Linked DNA regions of Homo sapiens: region 2 is linked to region 1. A link is an interaction called in ENCODE POLR2A ChIA-PET data of the cell type or tissue named here. Cell type or tissue: PC-9. All regions are shown on one strand. Each heading gives the region's core, and the rest is flanking DNA. Links, peaks and the distances in the headings are about the cores only. Region 1 holds the start of LOC124901175 (a long non-coding RNA gene). Region 2 has its middle 470 kb from the start of LINC02211.

What was found. ChIA-PET counts read pairs that join two places held together with the same protein. Peaks named below come from ENCODE experiments on the same cell type or tissue, not always from the same donor. Only the 100,000 strongest peaks of a DNase experiment are listed, where the experiment ranks them.
Region 2: POLR2A ChIA-PET joins it to region 1 with 11 read pairs; 3 of 35 experiments call an interaction of 5 or more read pairs at or near these places.

What each region holds. Positions count from the first base shown.
Region 1 is chr5:25,563,938-25,574,421 of GRCh38, forward strand. LOC124901175 (a long non-coding RNA gene) reads left to right here and starts at 5,887. Exons shown (of 2, transcript XR_007059126.1): 1 at 5,887-8,623. RefSeq lists enhancers at 3,882-4,390, 4,391-4,897, 4,898-5,405, 6,081-6,627. In PC-9, for the core only: no CTCF peak of the experiment used is centred there; no DNase peak of the experiment used is centred there.
Region 2 is chr5:25,651,121-25,661,604 of GRCh38, forward strand. No RefSeq gene overlaps it. Among named protein-coding and RNA genes, the nearest start is that of LINC02211, 470 kb to the left of the region's middle. In PC-9, for the core only: no CTCF peak of the experiment used is centred there; no DNase peak of the experiment used is centred there.

The DNA of each region.
Region 1 (10,484 bases), core at 1,223-9,222:
TGCTTTGCTACTTAGAAATTTCTTCTGCCAGATACCCAAAATCATCTCTTTCAAGTTCAAAGTTCTAAAGGTCTCTAGGTCAGGGACAAAATGTCTCTAGTCCCTTTGCTAAAGCATAGCAAGAGTCACCTTTACTCCTATTCCCAGTAAGTTCCTCATCTCCATTTGAGACCATCTCAGCCTGGACTTTATTGTCCATATCACTATCAGCATTTTGGTCAAAACAAAACGACAAATTTTTAAGAAGTTCCAAACTTTCCCACATCTTCTTGTCTTCTTCTGAGCCCTCCAAACTGTTCCACCCTCTGTCTGTTACCCAGTTCAGAAGTTGATACTTTCAAGTATTTTTATAGCAGTGTCCCAATCTCCTGGTACCAATTTTCTGTCTTAATTTTTTTTTCACACTGTTATAAATAACTACATGAGACTGGGTAATTTATGAAAAAAAGAACTTTAATTGACTCATAGTTCTGCAGGCTGTGCAGAAATCATGGCTAGGAGGCCTCAGGATACTTACAACCATGGAGGAAGGTAAAAGGGAATCAAGTACATCTTACAATGGTGGAGTAGGAGAGAGAGAGAGAGAGAAGAATAAAATGCCACACATTTTTAAATTATCAGATCTCATGAGAACTCATTCACTATCATGAGAACAGCAAGGGGGAAACCCTCCTTATTATCCAATCACTTCCCACCAGTTCCCTCCTCCAATTTGACATGAGATTAGGGTAGGGACAGAGATCCAAACCATACTACCTACCCGAGTTTAAATTGTTAGTAGATGACATAGCTGTAGCAAAAATCCACATTCTACTAAGTAACCTCTGTGGTACTACTCTGGCAAATGGCTTGTATGATCAATTGATGCACATTTTTTTTTATGGATGCTATGATTATAATTCATTTATAGTAAAGCTTTATTATTCTAGGAGCTGCTATTTAAATTTAAGGTAATTTTACCTCTTTTATAATTATGTGTGGATTGGCTTTTTGCAGGGAAAGACATGTAATCAATTTCATAGGGACAACTAATTGTAATCACTTTAAATCTTTCAAATATAAAACAAAGCTTCACAATTTCAGATTTGCTGACCCATTAAATAAACATTTTATAAAGGTTGATTTTTGTCTCTGAAAAAACTGAACATTACCTTTCCAAATATTAAAATGTGAAGAAAATATTAATGGACTGAAAATAGGTTAGCTTCTTCCAGGCTACCAATTTTCTTCAATTGCAATATTTTAACAGCTTTTTATTTTCTATTTTAGTACCCATTCTTGACACCTTCAAAATGATCACCCATGTTGCAAAATGTCTAGAAATGAAAATCATAGAATGTCACGTCGCATCTTAAAACTTTCTCAATTATTTTTTAAGAAAAAAAATCCATTATTCTTAAAATGATCTAAAACATCTTGCTTCATCTAGCTCCTCACTACATCTCACCATGTGCCACAATCCCCTTAATTCTTATGCTTTTCTATTCAGGTTCTCAAACATAGGTTTTCTCCTGACTCAGAGACATAGTTATATTCCCGCTTTTTTTTTTCCTTTTTTTTTTTTTTTTTTGAGACAGAGTTTCACTCTTGTCACCCAGGCTGGTGTGCAATGCTGCAATCTCGGCTCACTGCAACCTCTGCTTCCTGGGTACAAGTGATTCTCCAGCCTCAGCCTTCTGAGTAGCTGAAATTACAGGTGCCTGCCACCACGCCCGGCTAATTTTTGTATTTTTGGTAGAGACTGGATTTCGCCATGTTGGCCAGGCTGGTCTCGAACTCCTGACCTCAGGTGATCCATCCACCTCGGCCTCCCAGAGTTATATTCTCTTGTCTGCAATATTATAAACTCAAATATAGTCTAAATAAGTTAAAATTCTTCTTCATATCTGTTATTAAACATGACTTCCTCTGCAAATTCTTTAGAGATATGTAGCATTGACTTAACTCTTTTTGCTTTTTATACTGCTATATAATTATATACCTTGTAATCAACATTTACTCTGTTTTTATATATGTATAACTGCTTTTGCTTTTGATTTTTGTATTTACCTTTAGGCTAAATATTTTCTTTAAAAAGATACATTGTCTAGTACATTATTCCCAACAGCCACCATATTGCCCGGCATAATGCATTTTGCTGAACTAAATAGTTCTTCTATTCAAAAGAATAGTGGGCTCAGGATCACTGAGTAGCTGGAGTTGTCACCCTAGATGACATGACCATGGTATTTTAAAATATTGAAAACTGTCTTTGTATGTGTATGAGGGAGGTTGCTCTATTTTACATTCTATCAAACACTATATTCATACTAAATTATTGAAACGTTTCCTAAATTGATTGAGTTTTAGTATCTTCTTAAATCTCTTTACAGAAATATTCTATACAGGATCTGGGAAATGGAGAACTCAATGAAATAGAAACAACAACAAAAACAAACCAAAAAACAAATTTTACTGTGTTCTCCAGAACTTTTTTAAAAAGGGCTTTCATAGGTCCTGGTGAGGTGACTCACACCTGTAACCCCAGCACTTTGGGAGGCAGAGGCAGATGGATCACTTGAGGTCAGGAATTCAAGACCAGCCTGGCCAACATAGTGAAACCCTGTCTCTACTAAAAATATAAAAACTAGCCAGGTGTGGTGGCATACACCTGTGATCCCAGCTACTTGGAAGTCTGAGGCAGAAGACTCACTTGAACCCAGGAGGTAGGGGCCTCAGTGAGCTGAGATCACACCACTGTACTCCAGCCTGGATGACAGAGCAAGACTCTGTCTCAAACAAAAGGAGGGTTTTCATAGAATTTCATCAGTATCTTTACTGATATTAATTGGGGTAACTCAAAACAATAAAATATGGTTGACAGACCTTGATATTACTCCTGTCTGAGCCAGTTTATGTGCATAAAAACATAATGATAACATAAATATCCAACATTCAGCTATGTAAGAAATGTGCAGGTGGGATAGGGAGTTAAAAATCAGAAATAAGCATAGATAGACATAGATAGTGAGGACTAAACTCTGATTTTTTATCTTGCCCAAGCTCCTACCTAAGGGGCCTACGGAATCATGCCCGGCAAACCATAAATTCTCATCAGGTGGGTTTTATTTGACCCTATCATGACTTACTTTTCAATCTAACTCTAGCATAACATTATGACAGAAGAAAAAAATATTTAACTTCAAAATATTTTCTTTTGCCATACCTTTAAATTGCCTTGCAAAGTATCTTGTGGGAAATATCCATATTCTACAGAGAATCTTCTTTCCCCTTTGTTTTCCTTCCTTTCTTTGCAGTTCCAGAAGATAACCAACTAAGAGCCAGGCACCCATTTAGGTCTGATAAGAAACATTTTACAACCTGCCCTCTCTCTAAAGTCTGGTATCTGAGAGGCTGCTCTGCACAATAAAACTTTGTCTCCACAATTCTTTACCTTAACCTAAACATTCCTTTCCATTGATCCTAGGTCTTCAGATAAACTCAACCAATTGTCAACCAGAAAGTCTTTAAATTGATCTATAGCCTGGAAGCCCCCACTTTGAGTTGTCCCGCCTTTCCGAACAAAACTAATGGTTTTCTTAAATGTATTTCATTGATGTCTCATGCCTCTCTAAAATATATAAAACCAAGCTATACCCCCACCTTGGGCAAATGTTGTCAAGGACCTCCCGAGAGCTGTGTCACAGGCCACGGATATATTTGGCTCTGAATAAATCTCTTCAAATATTTTACAGAGTTTGACTCTTTTCATCGAGAATAATCTGGCGCCCAAACACATGGAGCCTCAGAGAAGAATCAGGACCCCAGAGGAGTTGCTTGAAATGGGAGCTAAGGTACTAGCAGGGGCCCAATGAAGGCCAACCGAGTTCAAGCTTCTCCTCCAGTGAAAATGGTTAGTCCTCTTGAACCCTGGACTTCCCTTTGGTTGACAGTCCTTGGTTTATTCTAAGCTTTTTTTTTTTTTCCTGGGAAGGTGTTGTTTAAGGATCCTAATTCAAGTTCAGAGATGCATTTCTAAAGAGTCTTCTCAATTGCTTTTCTCTCGGAATTAACTAAGAATAAAGAGAAAACCAGGAGAATGACCCCCCTTTAGAGCACTCTGTAAGTTTAATGGCACCTCTACTTGAAGTAATATGGTCTTTGTGCACAGTTTACATTAAGGCCAAAGAGTCCTAAGGTCGACCTGGAAACTATAGAGTTTCTAAGTTCTCATTCTCTATTTTCTTTCCTGCATGCTTTAAAACTGCTATTACTTTTCTACTGAGATAAAAACCACTGTTCGGAACTAACAGTGTTTTTTGAAACCTGGCAAAGTTGAATATATCTCATGGCTAAAGTACTGAAGTAATAGCTATGGGAAGTTTCTGTTTGTATGTGTGTGTATGTATTTAAAGACCTTTATAATAGACTTCTATAATGTTATGTTCAATTGGCAATTGAATCTATTTTAATTTCCCTCTAGCACACCAGACTTTCTCCCCATACCTTATGATGTAAATTCTGCTCTCTGATCTTCACCTGAGTTGTTTCCTTTAATATGCAAATTTAGGGCTACTTAGCTGACAACTGCCTAGGGTGATGTAACATATTATCAAGAACTTCCAAAATAGAAAATAAGTGGGAAAAGGAAGTCTTTCATGAATCTATAAAATACTTCTATCAGCATGCTTAAATACGTCTATTTATTTATGTCTGTGTACACAATATTTTCACTACTAAAAATATATGAAGAGCTCTAATTAATTGGCTTTAAAAAAAGAAAAACTAGTCAAATGATTTTTCAAGTTCACGTGACTTAAGTGAAATCTTTACTAAATAAGCAGGCTTTAAAATTATTAGTAAGATAATATCAGCAATGTCTTCAGAATGTTAGCATTTTGTTTGCATCTATTGATCAAGTGGTTCCCTGTTTATTTCTGCAAAATACTATAAGATTTGCCATAAGGGTTATAAGCTATAAAACCCAGCCCAAGACAGAATAATCTTTGCTTGTATATGCTTATGAAATATTGTTGGCTTAAATGAAAACAGCTAAATGCTGAATTATTGGTATAAATACCTGAGATGAGAAGTCTTCTCCCTATCAAAGGTCTTTTCTCAATTGAAGGGATCGTGGCCTCACAGGCTTCAAGGAATGAATCCGTGGACCGCGGTGGTGAGTGTTACAGCTTGACTGGAGAAACGCGTGTACCCAACGAGTGTGCGGTGGCAAGATTAAAGTGAAAGCGAAAGTAAAGCGAAAGCGAAAGTGAAAGTAAAAGTAAAGTTTCCACTTGGAACGGGACCTAGAAGGGTTGCTGTTTCTGGCTTGGGTGTCTTATGCTTATATCCCCTTATGACCTTTCCTTTTTTCCTTTTTCTGTCCTATAGAATTAGCTTATTTTCAGTCCGCTTGTGGGTTTGCGGGCCTGATTAGTTAAAAACGTCAGGCTGCAGCTAGAGCTTAAACTCCCTGTATGATTGGTTGAAGTTTCAATCCACAGCTTGCATCTGTGACTCATTTTGGCTTAGGGGAAAGTCCTTTTTGATTGGTTGAAGTTTCAATCCCTTAGCTTGCAGCTATGACTTATTTTGGCTTATGGGAAAGCCCCTTCGGTAAGTCCATATTGACCCAGGAAGTCCAGCCAACTTAGCCACTTAGTCCCTCATACCCTTAAAACTAACCAACCGTAAGTTTTTTTACTTAAGTAAATACCTGAAATTCACAGCTACAAAAATGGTTAGTAGAAAAATAACTTTAAATATTGGCTATCACAGTTTTTTTTGTTTGTTTGTTTTTTGAGAGGGAGTCTTGCTCTGTCCAGGCTGGAGTGCAGTGGCGCGATCTCAGCTCACTGCAAGCTCTGCCTCCCAGGTTCACGCCATTCTCCTGCCTCAGCCTCTCAAGTAGCTGGGACTACAGGCGACCCCCCACCGCACCAGGCTAATTTTTTTGTATTTTTTTCTTAGTAGAGACAGGGTTTCACCATGTTAGCCAGGATGGTCTCGATCTCCTGACCTCGTTTTTTAATAAATAATCTAGGTAAAGTATAAAATTCAATCAGGTAAATGTAATGGAATAAATGCTTGTAAACTAACTTGTCCTAGTTTAGGATCTAAGGTTATTAATTGACATTAAGTATCTGGGCAATTTCCAATTTAAGAATTATAGAAAAACATTTTTTAATGTTCCTAATGGTAAAATATTGTTAAAAACAGTGTTTTTAGGCAGATAGGAAAAGGGGTTTGGAAAGTTTTTGTTTCATTTAAAGTAGCTCCAGAAATGTTTCTTGTCTATCAGGAAAGCCCTGGCTCTTAGAGCCAGGCCAGCAAGCTTTGATATGCAAATTCAAGTCATTAGAAACTGGGTCCACCCGAACATAGCTATTCCCGCTGTCTTTTCCTTGTTCACACATGTGCCTGGCAACATGGCCACCCCCACATATCCCCATGTGTGTAGAACATCACAGCGCCCTGTATTTGCATATTAAAAGGCTAAGGTGAGAGGGCCAGTTTTTTCACGGGCTACATGAATGACATGCCTGATCAAACCAATCCCCTGAGCCCTATGCAAATCAAACACTACCTCCTCCAGCCTCCACATATAAGCAGCCACTTTTCCACCCCACACAGGTTTTTCTCTCTATTCGAATCCACCCTCCCTTTGTTTCTGTACAGGGGAGCTGTTTTCTTCTTCCGTCCTTTCTTGCCTATTAAACTTTTTGCTCCTTAAAACCATTCCACGTGTGTCTGTGCCCTTTTATCCAAACTGGTGCAAGACCAAGAACCCAGGTGTTCCTCTACTCGTTGGAGCTGTATCAATATCTTTGTCTAATTCAAAGCTTATTTAAGTGTTATATATGAAACAAGGTAAAATAAATCAGTAAATAAGAGAGATATAAAGAAAGTTATAAAAATAAAGAGGTATTTTTGGTAAAAAAAAAAAAAACAAAAGGCTTAAAGAAAAGTAATTTTATATAAGAAAGAATCTTGTGTGGTAAATTTTTGTCCTAAGATTAAAAAAATGACAGAGTTATACAAAAAGAAGGGATATTTTAAACAAAACAGTATAAACATGTTGTGAATGAACTATGTAAGTCATAGTAAGGTCAGTAAGAAGGAATTTTTAAGAGGGATTGCATAACTCAGTTGGCTATGATTAAGAAGATATTATAATAGTCTTTCTAGAAATGGGTCTTTGATATTAAAAATACACAAATACTAAACTAAAAAATTAGTTAAAACAAGATTTTTATTACAAATATTTAACTTTTAATGCAAAATTTTTAAATTTTTGTATTCTATAATCTGTTTTATTTAACATTCTTCAGATTGATATCTTCAGATTGATATCGAAAAGGCCTTGAATGATGGCTCTCTCCTTCATATTTTGTTGCCTCCTGTAACTTTTACTAATTATCTAAAGTAGGTGAGAAAATGTTTGAAAACAGGCAAATAAAATACCTTTTGGACCTGTCTTTTTTTCTACATGCCTGTTATATCTCTATCTTTATATGTGTTATGTAGAAATGATATTTTATTAAAAAACTACATGAAAAACTATTAATTAGCTTAATAAATGTAAATGCTTATCAAATTGGCAAACACTAGCTCAGATGTCTTTTAATTCACATGACCTTGGTAATCTTTGGTAAAAATAAATTTGGTAAATTTAATCTCAAAACTCTCTCCAGTAATTTAATACCTTAAAGTCATGTTAAAACCTCAGTTCCGTGACCCCCTCCAATGGAAATTTGGGTAACTAAAAGTTAAAATAATAGGAGCATAAAGTACACTTTGGGTAAAATTTTATAAAACACATGGATGTCAATTTTCAAAAAAAAAATGTAAGGGTTTTGGTTAAGGAACTATTTAAGAGTTGCTTTATAATGAAGGAAATTATACAGATAAAACTAAATGAAAAAAAAAGAAATCTAGGGCAAAAAAACTCTGAGCCCTATGGTTACCAAGAAAATAGTTGATATGGGGGAATGGCAAAATCAAGTAACTATTTAAAACCAAAGGGTGTAATGTAAAGGAATTGTTCCATTTTGTAAATTGGTTTCATTCAGCTTTGAAAAACAATAACTACAACAACACCCAAAAATCAGAAAAAACCTTTACTATAGTGGATTTTGGATTGTAAAAATAACCACTTTAAGGGCAAAATTCTTAATTTTAAATGCTATAGAATTTAGAGCTTGTTTGGATTAATGCAGGACCCACAGCTCATTCATGAACAATGACTGAGTATATGTGATCCAAATGCACAGGGTGTTATCCTGAGAAAGCAATCAGCCTTGTGGGCCAGATAAATCCATTATAAGATCTGTCTTTCCCAGAGAAGGGGACTGCCCAACCCTCCCTATAAAATACCAAGTGAAGTGCCCCAGATGAAGCAGTTGATATGTTTCATATGCAAGCCATGTTGGACTAGGCTTTATGATAACTGGAATATCTTCCCAACAAATATGTCTATTACCCAGGACATGGTAAATTTGGGGATTAAGAGGGCCCTTTTACATGGGTGCCCATCCCACAGAATCACAGGTCTGTGTAAGAAGACTTATCTAATCTGCTTTCCTTCATAGGTCTTACAGATGCAACTCCCTGCTGGGAACCCAAACCCGTTTCACCAGAAAAGGTAAAAATGGTCTGGGGGTAAAAAAAGGCTTCCTGGGACCAGAACATAAAAACATACAAGATAATAGAATTATAAAATGTAAGATGTTTAACAAGCTTTATATAAGGTAATTGTAGCCCCTTTTATCTAAATGTCTTATGAAAATGGGTACTATATCTAACTGGGGGATGTTTTCCCCTTTCTAGTACTATAAAACTAAAGACATTTACATCTGCTCATGTAAATCCTCCACTGCATAGCCTTTTGTGTGGAGCATTTATGGAGGTGTTGGCAAAACTGTGAGTACTTTTCAATAACAACGACTGAGCTAGAGAATTTCTACTTGATGGGACATTTACTCCCTTGCTACAGAATATTAACTGAAGCTACCCCTATACTGATGGAAATAATGTTTCCCAAAAAGTTCCATGATGAAATAAAATTGATTTACATAAAATATTGCTACCTTATAAGCAGAGAGCATTTTTTCTAGGACTAATGGGGAAAAGCTGCTAAATTCTATAGCGTCTAATAACTCTTATGAGCTGTTTGGTTTATAAATACCATTTCCAAAGTAAACAAACGTCTTGTCTTAAAAGCTGCTACTCTGATTAAAGGGGGGTCATAAAAATCTTTTTCTTTTTCGTTATTTGGGTAAAGTATGTTTATGTAAGCAAATTTACCTTTCTGAGTCCTCCAAAATTCAGATTGTAATTTTATGTAATATAGTTGTCTGCATAACTATATGTAATATAGTTGTCTGCATAAGTTCAATAATTTTTTTTTTAACAATTGGAGACATTGTTTATTTTTCCAAAACTGAAACTAAAATAGCTTATTTTTAGGTAAATTTCAGCAAAACCAACTTTAAAGGAGTCTATATGGCAAGTCAATTATTTGCTGCATTTTATGCAAATAATCAGGCAAGCATAAGCCTAAAACTAAATTTGCACACAAATTGTTCTTCCTATAATATTCTCTTTAATAAAAAATGCAGCTAAAAAATTGTTTCAAGGGTAAAACGTAACATTTAATAATAGATTTTAGGCCTAACTTTTTGAGTAGAGTAAATCATTATTTCTTGGCTACAATAATCCTCTAGAAAGTACCAGATTTTAATTTTTCCTCATGTTTTTAGTTGGTGCCCTAATAGAGTAGGTTCCTTTTTCTCTTCTGACATACAAATTACTCTTAAAATTGTCAAACAATGATTGTTATTTATCTTTTTGTTTTACTTCCAAGGAAACAAAAATCATAGTATTCTGAAAACCAGAGACACAAATCTCCCTCATTTGGCATCCCACTGGGCCCAGATCCGTTTCACTGCTAATGCTCTGCTACTAGAACTATACAAGCTACCTCCCTCTAGGCCCAGGGACTATTGCAGAAGAGGTGGGCGTGTAAGATTGTAAGGGCTGGTGTTGAGGGATAAGCTTAGGACAAGATCAAACCCTCCAAATCAAGAAATGGGTACAAAAAATGCCTAAACAGCTGGCAAAACAAGGTTAGTTGTCTTCTAAAGTACAATGTGTCACTTTTACATCTACCCCAACCATAAAAATTTTTGGCTTACTATAAAATTAAAGGAAAATATGTACTAACAGCATAAAATACCTTGTAACAAAGCCTCTTGGGATAATACTGCCAATTATGAGTTGTGAAGATAAATCTATCTAGGTATATATGTTTTTTTTTTATTTTTCAAAACAATGTTTCTGTTTTGTATAGCTAACTATAAGTCTATAACAAAAACCAAGCTCACAGCAGCTCAACACATAGAAGTTAAAAAGAAGTCAGTCTTGTAACTTTTCCTTTTGGTTTTTCTGTCAGTCTTTTTACTTAAAATAATAATTTTAAGAAGTAACAAATGCCTGTCCACATC
Region 2 (10,484 bases), core at 1,763-9,762, 88 kb after region 1:
CTTTTCTCCCATTCTGTAGGTTGCATGTTCACGCTGATGACAGCTTCTTTTGCTGTGCAGAAGCTCTTTAGTTTAATTAGATCCCATTTGTCTATTTTGGCTTTTATTGCTATTGCTTTTGGTGTTTTAGTTATGAAGTCCTTGCCCATGGTTATGTCCTGAATGGTATTGCCTAGGTTTTCTTCTAGGGTTTTTGTGGTTTTAGGTCTGACATGTAAGTCTTTAATCCATCTTGAATTAATTTTTGTATAAGGTGTAAGGAATGGATCCAGTTTCAGCTTCCTACATATGGCTAGCCAGTTTTCCCAGCAACATTTATTAAATAGGGAATCCTTTCCCCATTTCTTGTTTTTGTCAGGTTTTTCAGAGATCAGATAGTTGTAGATGTGTGTTGTTATTTCTGAGGCCTCTGTTCTGTTCCATTGGTCTATATCTCTGTTTTGGTACCAGTACCATGCTGTTTTGGTTACTGTAGACTTGTAGTATAGTTTGAAGTCAGGTAGTGTGATGCTTCCAGCTTTGTTCTTTTGGCGTAAGATTGTCTTGGCAATGCAGCCTCTTTTTGGGTTCCATATGAACTTTAAAGTAGCTTTTTCCAATTCTGTGAAGAAAGTCATTGGTAGCTTGATGGGGATGGCATTGAATCTATAAATTACCTTGGGCAGTATGGCCATTTTCACAATATTGATTCTTCCTACCCATGCGCATGGAATGTTCTTCCATTTGTTTGTGTCCTCTTTTATTTCGTTGAGCAGTAGTTTGTAGTTCTCCTTGAAGAGGGCCTTCACATCCCTTGTAAGTTGGATTCCTAGGTATTTTATTCTCTTTGTAGCACTTGTGAATGGGAGTTCACTGATGATTTGGCTCTCTGTCTGTTATTGGTGTATAAGAATGCTTGGGATTTTCGCACATTGATTTTGTATCCTAAGACTTTGCTGAAGGTGCCTATCAGCTTAAGGAGATTTTGGGCTGAGACGATGGGGTTTTCTAAATATATAATCATGTCATCTGCAAACAGGGACAATTTGACTTTCTCTTTTCCTAATTGAATACCCTTTCTTTCTTTCTCCTGCCTGATTTTCCTGGCCAGAACTTCCAACACTCTGTTGAATAGGGGTGGTGAGAGAGGGCATCCCTGTCTTGTGCCAGTTTTCAAAGGGAATGCTTCCAGTTTTTGCCCATTCAGTATGATACTGGCTGTTGGTTTGTCATAAATAGCTCTTATTATTTTGAGATACATTCTGTCAATACCTAGTTTATTGAGAGTTTTTAGCATGAAGGCTGTTGAATTTTTTTGAAGGCCTTTTCTGCGTCTATTGAGATAATCATGTGGTTTTTGTCTTTGATTCTGTTTATGTGATGGATTTTGTTTATTAATTTGCGTATGTTGACCCAGCTTTCCATCCTAGGGATGAAGCCAACTTGATCTTGGTGGATAAGCTTTTTGATGTGCTGCTGGATTCGGTTTGCCAGTATTTTATTGAGGATTTTTGCATAGATGTTCATCAGGGATATTGGTCTAAAATTCTCTTTTTTTGTTGTGTCTCTGTCAGGCTTTGGTATCAGGATGATGCTGGTCTCATAAAATGAGTTAGGGAGGATTCCCTCTTTTTCTATTTGTTGGAATAATTTCAGAAGGAATGGTACCAGTTCCTCTTTGTACCTCTGGTAGAATTTGGCTGTGAATCTGTCTGGTCCTGGACTTTTTTTGGTTGGTAGGCTATTAATTATTGCCTCAATTTCAGAGCTTGTTATTGGTCTATTCAGGGATTCAGTTTCTTCCTGGTTTACTCTTGGGAGGGTGTATGTGTCCAGGAATTTACTCATTTCATCTAGATTTTCTAGTTTATTTGCATAGAGGTATTTATGGTGTTCTCTGATGGTAGTTTGAATTTCTATGGGATCAGTGGTAATATCCCCTTCATCATTTTTTATTATATCTATTTGATTCTTCTCTCTTCTTTATTGGTCTTGCTAGTGATCTATCAATTTTGTTGATCTTTTCAAAAAACCAGCTCCTGGATTCATTGATTCTTTGAAGTGTTTTTTGTGTCTCTATCTCTTTCAGTTCTGTTCTGATCTTAGTTATTTCTTGCTGTCTGCTAGCTTTTGAATTTGTTTGCTCTTGCTTCTTTTGTTCTTTTAATTGTGATGTTAGGGTGTCAGTTTTAGATCTTTCCTGCTTTCTCTTGTGGGCATTTAGTGCTATAAATTTCCCTCTACACACTGCTTTAAATGTGTCGCAGAGATTCTGGTATGTTGTGTCTTTGTTCTCATTGGTTTCAAAGAACATCTTTATTTGTGCCTTCATTTCATTATTTACCCAGTAGTCATTCAGGAGCAGGTTGTTCAGTTTCCATGTAGTTGTGTGGTTTTGAGTGAGTTTCTTAGTCCTGATTTCAAATTTGATTGCACTGTGGTCTGAGAGACAGTTTGTTATAACTTCTTTTCTTTTATATTTGCTGAGGAGTGCTTTACTTCCAACTATGTTGTCAATTTTGGAATAAGTACGATGTGATGCTGAGAACAATATATATTTTGTTGATTTGGGGGGGAGAGTTCTGCAGATGTCTATTAGGTCCACTTGGTGCAGAGCTGAGTTGAAGGCCTGGATATCCTTGTTAACTTTCAGTCTCGTGATTTGTCTAATGTTGACAGTGGGGTATTAAAGTCTCCCATTATTATTGCGTGGGTGTCTAAGTCTCTTTGTAGGTCTCTAAGGACTTGCTTTATGAATCTGGGTGTTCCTGTATTGGATGCATATATAATTAGGATAGTCAGCACTTCTTGTTGAAATGATCCCTTTACCATTATGTAATGGCCTTCTTTGTCTCTTTTGATCTTTGTTGGTTTAAAGTCTGTTTTATTAGAAACTAGGATTGCAAACCCTTTTTTTTTTTTTGCTTTCCATTTGCTTTTTATATCTTCCTCCATCCCTTTATTTTGAGCCTATTTGTGTCTCTGCATGTGAGATGGGTCTCCTGAATACAGCACACTGATGGATCTTGACTCTTTATCCAATTTGCCAATCTGTGTCTTTTAATTGGGGCATTTAGCCCATTTACATTAAACGTTAATATTCTTATGTGTGAATTTGATCCTGTCATTATGATGTTAGCTGGTTATTTTGCCCATTAGTTGACACAGTTTCTTCCTCGCATCAATGGTCTTTACAATTTGGCATGTTTTTGCAGTGGCTGGTGCCAATTTTTCCTTTCCATGTTTAGTGCTTCCTTCAGGAGCTCTTGTAAGACAGGCCTGGTAGTGACAAAATCTCTCAGCATTTGCTTGTCTGTAAAGGATTTTATTTCTCCTTCACTTATGAAGCTTAGTTTGGCTGGATATGAAATTCTGGGTTGAAAATTCCTTTCTTTAAGAATGTTGAATATTGGCCCCCACTCTCTTCCGGCTTGTAGAGTTTCTGCCGAGAGATCTGCTGTTAGTCTGATGGGCTTCCCTTTGTGGGTAACCGACCTTTCTCTCTGGCTGCCCTTAACATTTTTTCCTTCAGCTCAACCTTAGTGAATCTGAGAATTTTATGTCTTGGGGTTGCTCTTCTCTAGGAGTATCTTTGTGGTGATATCTGTATTTCTTGAATTTGAATGTTTTCTTGCCTTGCTAGGTTGGGGAAGTTCTCCTGGATAATATCCTGCAGAGTGTTTTCCAGCTTGGTTCCATTCTCCCTATCACTTTCAGGTACACCAATCAAACGTAGATTTGGTCTTTTCACATAGTCCCATTTTTCTTGGAGGCTTTGTTCATTTCTTTTTACTCTTTTTTATCTAAACTTCTCTTCCCTCTTCATTTCATTAATTTGATCTTCAATCACTGATACCCTTTCTTCCACATGATCGAATCGGCTACTGAAGCTTGTGCATGCATCATGTAGTTCTCGTGCCATGGTTTTCAGCGCCATCAGGTCATTTAAGGTCTTCTCTACACTGTTTATTCTAGTTAGACCCTCAGCTGCAGGTCTGTTGTAGTTTGCTGGAGGTCCACTCCAGATCCTGTTTGCCTGAGTATCACCAGCGGAGGCTGCAGAACAGCAAATATTGCAGAACACCAAATATTGCTGCCTGATCCTTCCTCTGGAAGCTTCATCTCAGAGGGGCACCTGGCTGTATGAGGGGTTAGTCGGCCTCTACTGGGAGATATCTCCAAGTTAGGCTACACGGGGGACAGGGACCCACTTGAGGAGGCAGTCTTTCCGTTCTCAGAGCTCAAACACCGTTCTGGGAGAACCACTGCTCTCTTCAGAGCTGTCAGACAGGGACATTTAAATCTACAGAAGTTGTATGCTGCCTTTTGTTCAGCTATGCCCTGCCCCCAGAGGTGTAGTCTACAGAGGCCGGTGGGCCTCACTGAGCTACGGTGGGCTCCACTCAGTTCAAGCTTCCCTGGCGGCTTTGTTTACCTACTCAAGCCTCAGCAATGGCAGATGCCCCTCCCCCAGCCAGGCTTGCCACCTTGCAGTTTGATCTCGGACTAGCAGTGAGCAAGGTTCTGTGGGTGTGGGACCCGCTAAGCCAGGTGCGGGATATAATCTCCTGGTGTTCCATTTGCTAAGACTGTTGGAAAACAGCAGTGTTTAGGTGGCAGTGTCCCGATTTTCCCGGTACAGCCTGCCATGGCTTCCTTTTGCTAGGAAAGGGAAATCTCCCAACCTCTTGTGCTTCCTCGGTGAGGCGATGCCGCGCCCTGCTTCAGCTTGCTCTCTGTGGTTTGCATCCACTGTCTGACCAGTCCCAATGAGATGAACCAGGTACCTCAGTTGGAAATGCAGAAATCACCCATCTTCTGCATCGATCACACTGGGAGCTGCAGACCGGAGCTGTTCCTATTCAGCCATCTTGGAACGGACCCCCATTACAAAACTTGGCAGGTTAGTCTTTTGATAACAATCTTTCTTACTGTTCTACTTGGTTTGTAGTGGTATCTCATTGTGGTTTTAATTTGCATTTCTCTAATGTATAAGGTAGTTGAGCATTTTTTATGCACTCACTGGCCATCTTTGTATGTCTTTGGGGAAATGTTTATTCAAATAATTTGCTCCCTTATTTAATGCAGCTGTTTATCTTCTTACTGTTGAGTTTTAAGAGCTCATTTTATATTCCGTTTATAAGTCACTTGTCAAGTAATTGTTTTGCAAATATTTTCTCCCAATGTGTAATTTGTCTTTTGTTTTTACCAAATTCTTTTGGAGAACAAAACTGATTTGTTCAAAGTCCAAATTATTTTATACTTTGTGCTTTCAAGATATGCATTTATTTACTTATTATATAGTTGTATTATTGTTTGTTGTACCAACATACTATGTAATATAAAGCATATGCAAAAACATATACATTATGAAAGAATCACTAAAAATTAATAAAAATAAGAGCTTTTTTCTGAATTTTTTTCTTTTTAAATTTATTTTTAATTGACAAATAAAAATGATATGATGGCTGGGCTCAGTGGCTTATGCCCGTAATACCAGCACTTTGGGAGGCCAAGGTGGACAGATCACTTGAGGTCAGGAGTTTGTGACCAGCCTGACCAACATTGTGAAATCCTGTCTCCCCCGAAAAAAAACAAAAAGAGAAAAAAAAGAGTCAAGTGTGGTGGCATGTGCTTGTAATCCCAGCTACTTGGGAGGCTGAGGCATGAGAATTGCTTGAACCCCCCCAAGAGAAAATCACACCACTGTACTCCAGCCTGGGTGACAGAGTGAGGGTCTGTCTAAAAACATATATATAGAAAAGAAAAAGCATTTAATACACCTAACCTAGTGAACATCATAGCTTAGCATAGTCTACCTTAAACATGCTCAGAACACTTACATTAGCCTACAGTTAGACAAAGTCATCTACCACAAATCCTATTTTATAATAAAGTTGTGAATTTTTTTTTTTTTAAATACCGTATTGAAGGTAAAAAACAGAGTGGCTTCACAGCATTGCAAAGTTGAAACATCTTAAGTTGAACCATTCTATTAGGTGACTATTGCTATAAATTGTGAAATGGCTAAATTGAGCTAATTAACATATACATTATCTGACATACTTTTTTGGTGTGTGAGAACACTTAAAATGTACTCTCAGCAATTTTCTGGATTATAATATATTGTTATTCATTATGGTCACGAGGTAGTACAATAGGTCTCTTGAACTCATTCCTCCCAGCTAACTGAAATTTTGTATTTTTTGACAAACATCTCCCCACCCACCCCGACTCCTATCCCTATCCCTTGGTAACCACCATTCTGTCTACTTCTGAGTTCAACTTTTTTAGGTTTCACACATAAGCAAGATCATGTGGCATGTGTCTTTCAGTGTCTGGCTTATTTCGCTCAACCTAATATCCTGCAGGTTATCTATGTTGTTGCAAATGACAAATTTTTCTTCTTTTGTAAGGCTGAATACTATTCTCTTTTGTATGTATAGCACATTTTCTTTATCCATTCATCTATTGATGGACACTTAGGTTGATTCCATATCTTACCTATTGTGAATAGTTCTGCAATGGCCATGGGAGTGCAGATATCTCTTTTACGTATTGCTTCACTTCCATTGAATATATACCTAGTAGAGAAATTGCTGGATCATATGTTAATTCTACTTTTAATTTTTTGAAGATTTTCCATACGGTTTTCCATAATGGATGCACTAATTATCATTTCCAATAATAGCATGCAAGGATTTCCTTTCTCCACATCCTTGCCAACACTTATCTTTTAGGCTTCTTTGTTGTAGCCATTCTAACAAGTGTGAAGTGATACCTCGTTGTGGTTTGTGCTTTTTGTGTCTTATTTGAGAAACTTTGCCCAACCCAAGGCTACTAACATTTTCTCCTATGTTTTCTTCTACAAGTTTTGCATCATTAGATTTGTGATCTTTATATTGAGGTATATAATCCATTTCAATTTAATTTTTGTATGAAGTTAGTGTTAAGATTCATGTGTTTACACTTGGCTAACCAATAGTTCTAGTACATTTGTTGACAAGATTTTTCCATCCTGATTAAATTAATTTAGAACTTTTGTCCAAAATCAATTAACCACATATGTGTGGGTCTATTTCTGAACTCTCTATTGTATTCTACTGGTCTTTACTTGTTTTATTTTGCCAATACTGCACTGTGTCATACCATTCACATGTAATGTTAATAAAACAAGTAAAAACTCCAGACTTTGTAAAATTAATCAGCAAAAATTGGCTTCTATATCGTCTGATGACTACGAATTTATTCTGTGAATTAAGCAGGTCAATCACATTTGGATCCCAAGATCTGTTCTTTACCTTCTTTACCTTGCACAATGCCCACTGAATGAGAATCTTTGTGAAATCAGTTATGTATACACTAGCCTCTGGTAGAGTTGGGTTTGGGGACTTGGAGGTAACAGCAGAATATTGAAAGCAAGGTCTTTTTTTAGTTCTATCTCCTTCCTGGCCTTGTGACAGTGCTAGAACAGGCTACATTCCTCTGCCACCTCTTAGGCAATCTTTCTTTTGAGTTTCTGGAAATTGCTGTGCCAATGTAATTTCACTCTCTCCTTTTGTCTCTTGGGGCCTATAGCGGTAGAGACTTCCCATATTGCTATTTCACGAGTGCTTCAACATCCATTGTTGCTTTCCTTATTCTTTTCTCACCTCTCTCTAAGTTGTCCTTAGGAAAATGTTATTTGCTTCCTGCTAGGCCCCAGTCTAAATTTGATAACACTTGGGATCCAAGTAGTTATAGGTAGATTCTCATTAATAATTTCCAGTTTTAAGAAACTTGGCTTGGATGTGTGTATATAATAGCTCCAGAGATTAAAAACAAAAAGAAAGATGCTAAGTAACCTGCTGTTGGTCACTTGTCTTCCAGCCCTCAACCAGAAGACAGGAAATCAGTCATTCAACAGTAATGACTCCCAGAGCTGATGTTCCAAACTCCAGAAGGGTCTCAGTAGCGACAATTCCAAGAAACTAAAGTAAGGTTCTGACTCCTTTAATGGTTTCTGTGAGTGGAAATTTCTGACAAGTGATGAAACCCAGTTCTATCTTTCTAGGTCCTGAATTGGGATGCAAATAGACCAATTTCTTATAAGTCTATCCATGGGGATAGATTCAATATCAAATATTAAAATACAAAACAATCTGGATCTTCAATAATGTGGCTCTAAAGAGGCAATATGTATGCAGTCATTATGTTAAGAAATGGAGCAACAACCTTAGCCAACCCTTATTAGGAAAAGTAGCTAAATCAGCAATATGGACATTTAAAACTAAAATAATCCAAATCCCTCTCATTGCAAGTACACAAAATATTGAGTATAAAAGAGGCAAAATTCATTCTAAGGCAGAGCTGTTTGTAGAAAAGAGAAAGGAAAATCTCCAGTGAAAAATGGAACTGCGTACCAAACTGAACAGCTGCAGCCGAAAGATGCAGTGATGTTCAACTACTTTAGTAACTTTTACTTATATTTAAAATGTTTGTACCTGTATTCATAAATTATATTTTTTCTAAAGCATTATCCAGTTTTTTAAATAAAATATTTATTAGTCTTATACATAACTATTTCTTTATCTTCAGGATTTATTAAAAGTCTCATAAAATTCTCAGCATTTTGTTGGTAAATCTTGCTAATAAATTCATTTATATAACAATTATTCATCCATTTAGGACTATACTTACTTTAAATACATCTGCTATGATAATTTTTTCTAAGAATTACACAACTAATCTAGAATACTAAAATATTTACCCTGCAAATAATAGTTATTTCTATGTTATTTCACTTCTTTTTCTTGATCAATCTAACCAGTGGTTTATGTTTTTATGTAATTGTTTAGAAGTTTCAATATTTTGGACATTTTTGATAAGCTCATTCTTCTTAAGTTCTTATTGCACTTGTTTTAGCTCTCATATAAATTAACCTTACTTTACTTTGGTTTCTCCTATTGTTATTTCTCAACACATGGACTTAACTATTTTTTCAATTTTTCTTTTTATCTAATTTATGCACGTAAGGCTTGTGGCACAGATTAGTAGCTGTTAACAAAATTTGTTTTGCTCTGATTATGATCACAGAGAGAAACTGCTTTTCTGAGTCAGGCATAGTTATATGACCAAATTTCAGCTGATGGAATATGTATGGAGATATTTGTCATCATAGGCTCTAGTTCAGAAACTTTAAGAAGTTCTACAATGTTGCCATATACCAAAGATGCAGTACAAAGTACAGTAGGACTTATTTATGATATTAGACAATATAATGAAATTATTTCTAGATAAATGCAGAAATGTTTAAGAAACACCATGATTTTGTAAGCCAAGAAATAGGTATGGCTGTTTTGATCAGATCCAGTAAATGATATTTTGAAATTTGCTGGCATTGTTCTGATTCTTGAGGTAGAGATAAAGTTATATTTGAAAGAAAATTGGATTTCTATTTTTTTCATTCAAGTGAATAAACAACTGAGAGGAAAATCTTTTTCACAGTTCCAAATTGCCTCTAACGAATATATTTCACATAACAATGAACTGTTTCTATGAATAACCTGCTCATAGGAAAATTTAAATTGAAAAGTGTAACTTGGATTTTACCTCTGTTTATATTACTATTTTTCTGCCCCACGTATCTTCATTGGTAGAATGCATAAGCCTGACTGTTAATGTGTTCTTAGTATTCTTACAGGTGTGAAATAATCCACCGATAAGTCCCTTCAATTAATGAGTGCTTTAATATATCTCTCTCGCACTTTCTACTATTTAATTTTAATTCTTCTTAAAATGAAATGCTAATTGTATGCAGTTCTGTTGGTTGAGATGCACAGTATAGATACTACATATACATTATTCTTCATTCTTAACTTTAGGAACAAACATTCTCAATTACCAAATCTTTGTAATTATAAAATAATTAGAACTAGGCCACAAGGTTCAAATTCATAGTTAGTTTAAGATTATTTGTAAAACAAATGATTGGAAATAAAACATTGTTAGCAAAATGTAGTATTTAAAATGAAAATTTTTAACTCTTCCTTCTGATTTTACAAATTTTGGTTGTATTCTTTTACCTTTTTTACTTTGTTCACTAATAGTGTATATGTTTAACAAATGTTCAGATGTTTGTGCTTCATCTGTGAGCTCATATCTAATGGCTTTTTATCTAAAGGTAATAAAATACTCCATATCCTATTTTATGTCTTCATAATAATAATGTAGCAATGAGCATTTTAAGCTGTAAATCAAATATTACAAATGAATATCTATTGAGAACATTTGCTATTTTATTTCCATTTTTCTTAGCAATCACATTACAAAAAATTTTTAAAATTACATTCACTGGTGTAGATATTATTAAATATATGGATGTAAGATTTATAATATTAATAAATTGTTTTAAAAAGTGATATGTGGTGCACTTATTTTCTATGGATACCAGTCAACACAATAATATCAGGGCAAAAGAAAAATGTTACTGGCAGATATAATTTCAATTATCAATAATATTTTCC